2 separate regions of the Homo sapiens genome follow, and region 1 is linked to region 2. Evidence: chromatin loops called from intact Hi-C (ENCODE). Cell type or tissue: PC-9. All regions are shown on one strand.

Region 1 (2,500 bases), 98 kb after region 2:
AGGTGGAGGTTGCCGTGAGCCAAGATTCAGCGACAAAGCAAGATTCTGTCTCCCAAAAAAAAGGAAAAGAGAAAAAAAATTAGATAAATTAGACTTCATCAAAATCAAAATTAAATTTTGTGCTTCAAATGGCACCATCAAGAAAATGAATAGACAACCCATAGAATGGGAGGAAATATTAGCAAATAAGGTAACTAACAAGAAACTTGTATCCAGAATATACAAAGAACTCTTACACCAGGGCCAGGCAGGGTGGCTAATGCCTGTAATCCCAGTGCTTTCGGAGGACTAGGCAAGAGGATCCCGAGGGCCAGGAGTTCAAGACCAGCCTGGGCAAAACACAGCAAGAACCCATCTCTACAAAAAGTAAAAAATTAGCCAGGCATAGAGGCATGCACCTGTACTCCTAGCTACTCCAGAGGCTGAGGTGGGAGGATGACTTGAGACCAGGAGTTGCAAGGGATGATCATGTCACTACACTCCAGCCTGAGTAACACAGCAAGATCCTGTCTTGAAAAAACAAAAACAAAACAACAAAAAACTCACAACAATTAAAAGACAACTCAAAGAACAGCCAAAGAATGCGAATAGATATTTTTCCACAGAAGATACACAAATGGCCAATAAGTACCTAAAGAGGTGCTCAACATCATTACTCATCAGAGAAATGCAAATCAAAACCACAATGAAATGAGATACCACCTCACACCCAAAATGGAATGGCTACAGTCAGAAAGTCAGATAACAAGTACCAATGGGGATGCAGAGAAATGGGAACAGCCATACACTGTTGGCAGGAACATAAAATGGTCCATCTCTGGAAAACAGTCTGGTAGATCCTCAAAAGATTAAACCACAATTCCACTCCAAAGTACAGACACATGAGAAAACAAAACATATGTCCATAAAAAGCTTGCACCCCCAATGTTTACAATAGTATTATTCATAATACCCATAAGGTAGAAATGGCCCAAATGTCCATCAACGAACAAATAAACAAAATGTAGTATATCCACACAATGGAACAATATTTGTCCATTAAAAGCAATGCAGTACTGATACATGTTACAACATAAATGAACCTTGAAAACACGCAAAGTAAAAGCAGCCAGTCCCAAAGACCATATACTCTATGATTCCACATACCAAAGTCCAAAGCAGATAATTATATAAACACATAAAGTAAATCAGTGGTTGCCTAGGGCTGGAAGGGGGAGGGAAAGGAAAGAAGGAGGAGAAAAAGAATAGCTAAAGGGTATAAAGTATCGTTCAAGATGATTAAAACTGACTGTGGTGATAAATGCAAAACTCTAAAAGCCACTAAATTGTACACTTTAAATGAGTGAATTGCATGGTATGTGAATTATATCTCAATAAAGCTGTTTTAAGAAAAAAGAATATGTGCCGGGCGTGGTGGCTCCCGCTTGTAATCCCAGCACTTTGGGAGGCCGAGGCGGGTGGATCACGAGGTCAGGAGATAGAGACCATCCTGGTTAACACGGTGAAACCCCGTCTCTACTAAAAATACAAAAAATTAGCCAGGCGTGGTGGCGGGCGCCTGTAGTCCCAGCTACTCAGGAGGCTGAGGCAGGACAATGGCGTGAACCTGGGAGGCGGAGCTTGCAGTGAGTGGATATCGCACCACTGCACTCCAGCCTGGGTGACAGAGCGAGACTCCGTCTCAAAAAAAAAAAAAAAAAAGAAAGAAAGAAAAGAAAATAGAATATGTATGTCAACTTGGAGTCTTTTTTGATTAATTGTTTACATTCAACATTTAAAGCTTAGTGTCCTGGCCGGGCATGGTGGCTCACACCTGTAATCCCAGTACTCTGAGAGGCTGAGGCAGGCTGATCACCTAAGGTCAGGAGTTCAAGACTAGCCTGGCCAACATGGCGAAACCCTGTCTCTACTAAAAAATACAAAAATTAGCCAGGTGTGGTGGCAGGCACCTGTAATACCAGCTACTTGGGAGGCTGAGGCAGAGGTTGCAGTGAGCCAAGATCGTGCCACTGCACTCCAGCCTGGGCAACAGAGTGAGACTCCGTCTCAAAAAAAAATAAGTAAATAAATAAAGCTTAGTGTCCAAAACTCAAATTCACTTTTAAAGTCTTCAATTTTGTTTTTTAGATAAAACATATATACATATGCATACAAAAACATATAAAGTAATGAAATAGAAATATTTTCTAGTTTCAAATAGGTTCTATGAAATCTAGTAACAATAAACTCCAAAAATGGGAATGACAAGAGTGGAAACGTCACTTCCATAACAATAAAAAGCTGTGCTATCATCCATTAATCGGTACATTAGAGTTACAGATCCTTTTAGTACTTGAGAATGAAATGTTCAACCTTTCCCCTTCCACAAGTCACCCTCATGGAGCTCACACACCCACTTTTCTGATACTGTTCTGCTGGATGTGAATTTAAGTCTCATTTCCCCAAAAAGACGTATCTTCCTTAAAAGTAAGAACCACTCATACCTAACAGTTCACCTAGC
Region 2 (2,500 bases):
AGGACGGAGGGCTGGGGACACCCGGACACACACACTCGAGGGAAATTTACCAGCATGTCAGCACTGGCTGTCTGAGTTAATTACAGTTGCATTTTTTTTCTTTATATCTTGTGTGTTCTAAATTATCTCTAATGAGATGTTTCTACCACACCAGGGAGAAAAAAGCAATGACAGGGACTGTAAAATAAAATTTAAATACCAGACCCTACAAACATGGAATGTGCAAAGGGCTGCAACTCCCTGCCTTCCCTCCCTTCACTTGCTCCCTGCTCCCCTTCCCAGGCAGCTCCTGGAAGGAGTGGTCAGCCCAGCCCTCCATTTCCTCTTGCCCACGCAGTCACATCTCTGCAATCTAGCTTGCGCTTCGCACCCCCACCCCCAGATCAACTGTGACCTCATTGTCAAATCCAAGGGACATGTTTTTATCCTTATCCTGCGTGGCTGTCCATCATCTGACCCTGTGGGCTACTCTCTTCCGGGTCTCTCCCTGCTGCCTTTTCTGTCTGCCTTGTGGGTTTCCTACTTGCACCTCCTCCGTGTTCCCCAGGACACCATCAGGGCCCCCTGTACACCTTAATCTACACACACTTCCTCTTCTAAATTAATGGTTTCAAATAGCAATGCCACACTAATGACTCCCAAGCCCATGGTTAGCGCTGCCCTCCCTGAACTCTTGCTCCACGTGTCTAACCACCTGCTGGGCATCTCCAGCAGGAGATAAGCTGAAGCTTGAGACATAAGCTGAAACCTGAAGGATGGCTGGGTTTTGAAACTAAGAAGTTGGGGTGGGGTGGGAGTGCTCCAGGCAGGAGAAATGACACGTGCACATGTTCAGTGGGGAGAAGGCTCACGCACATTGCCTTCCAGGGACTCAATCCAGCAGGAGCTCACTAAGTTCAAGATCAAACATTACCATTCCCCAATAGGAATTCATCCTCCCCTGTTCTCTAGGTGTAGGTGCTATTAACTAGTCACCCAAGCCAGAAATGAGAAGTCCAGTTACCCACTCGTTCATGTATTCATTTGCTATTCCTTAGGCACATGCAGACAAGATGCACACATTGCTCACAGCCCTGCCCTCACAATGCGGAATCCACTGAGGTAGGGAGGCTGTCTGCTGGTGGTGGTGTGAGGTCATGAGCTGGCAGCCGGGTCAACAGGCAGTCACATCTCAGTGTGGAGGTGCTGGGACGGAGGAAGTGCTGGGGCTGTGGAAACACTCAGGAGGGAATCAGGAAAGACTTCCTGAGGTGGCGACATAAGCTGAAACCTGAAGGATGGCTGGGTTTTCAAAGTAAGAAGTTGGGGTGGGGTGGGAGCTTTCCAGGCAGGAGAAATGACACATGCACATGGTTTAGCAGGGAGAGGGCTCATGCACAATGCATTCCAGGGACTGAGTCAGTATGGCAGATGCCCAGATTGTAGACAGGGTGAGGGTGTGTGTGCCTGAGAGAGACGAGACAGAGAGACCAAGAGACAGAGTGACAGAGGTGTTTAGGAGCTGAGCTCTCAGGGACCTGGTTAAAGAAAATGGATTTTGCTCAGAGGAACATGGAGTCACTGCAGTGTCTTAAGCCAGAGAGTTCTTTCAGCATCTATTCAATAAATGTGTACACTTTAAAAAGAGCCCTCAAATTTCACTGTGAGAATGTGTTTGTAAAGGCCAAGCCTGCAGGCAGAAAGGTTGAGCAGGAGGCCCAGGTGACTAGCCTCACCAGGGCAATGGACGAGAGGTAAGACAGGTTCAGGAGAGTTTGCAGAGCCAGTCCTACTAACAGAACTTGCTCAATGTCTGAATGTCTGTGCAGGAGGAAGATGAAGGACTGAAGGAAGGTTTCCAGCCAATGACAGGTGCACATGGGTGGATGATGGCACCGTGCAGGGTGAGGGAAGCTGCAGGAAGGTCAGTGTTGGGGCAGGAAGTAGGTAGAGCAAGTTGAGTCTGGGGTGTCTGTGTCATAACTGGGTAAAACTGCACAGGGGACACAGCTGGAGACACAGGCCTGGGACCTGGGAGATCTGGGCTAGAGATAAAGGTTTGGTAGGCACTGTTATCCGATGATAACTGAAGCCATGGGAGCAGACATGGTTGTTTCAGAAGAGTCTAAACAAAGCAAACTGCCTAGAACAGAGCCCTGCAGAACATCAACTTTTGTGGTTAAGAGCAGACTCCCTCCTGCTTACTTCCATGGCAAACTCTCCACCACGCCCTAGACTGCCCTCAGTACCTGGAGTCCCGAGCCCCCACCTCCAACCCCAGTGCCTTCACCTTGTCCAGGTTCCTGTCCCTTCTCAATGGGATTCCTACTACCTTCTCAGGGGTCTTTCTCTTCCAGTCAGGCTCTCCTCTCCAATCTACCTCCTCCGCTGCCACTGAAATGACCTTACCAAAATGTCATCGTGAGAAATCAGTCATTAACATTCCTCAAAAGTTCCCTATGTCCATTTTAGGAAAATCCAGACTCCTTACCTGGATAAAAAGGGCCCTTGGGGATTAGAA

Evidence for each region. Peaks named below come from ENCODE experiments on the same cell type or tissue, not always from the same donor. Only the 100,000 strongest peaks of a DNase experiment are listed, where the experiment ranks them.
Region 1: it touches region 2 in a loop (4-fold over the local background); 2 of 110 quality-filtered maps call a loop at or near these places.

The regions. Positions count from the first base shown.
Region 1 is chr13:27,151,259-27,153,758 of GRCh38, forward strand. All of the region lies in intron 1 of USP12 (ubiquitin specific peptidase 12), which reads right to left. All of the region lies in intron 1 of USP12-AS1 (USP12 antisense RNA 1), which reads left to right. Among named protein-coding and RNA genes, the nearest start is that of USP12, 19 kb to the right of the region's middle. In PC-9, no CTCF peak of the experiment used is centred here; no DNase peak of the experiment used is centred here.
Region 2 is chr13:27,053,026-27,055,525 of GRCh38, forward strand. LOC105370124 (a long non-coding RNA gene) reads right to left here. Exons shown (of 2, transcript XR_941767.3): 1 at 2,471-2,500. Among named protein-coding and RNA genes, the nearest start is that of USP12-AS1, 71 kb to the right of the region's middle. In PC-9, no CTCF peak of the experiment used is centred here; DNase peaks (open chromatin) are centred at 686, 1,356 and 1,736; H3K27ac peaks cover 2,500 bases.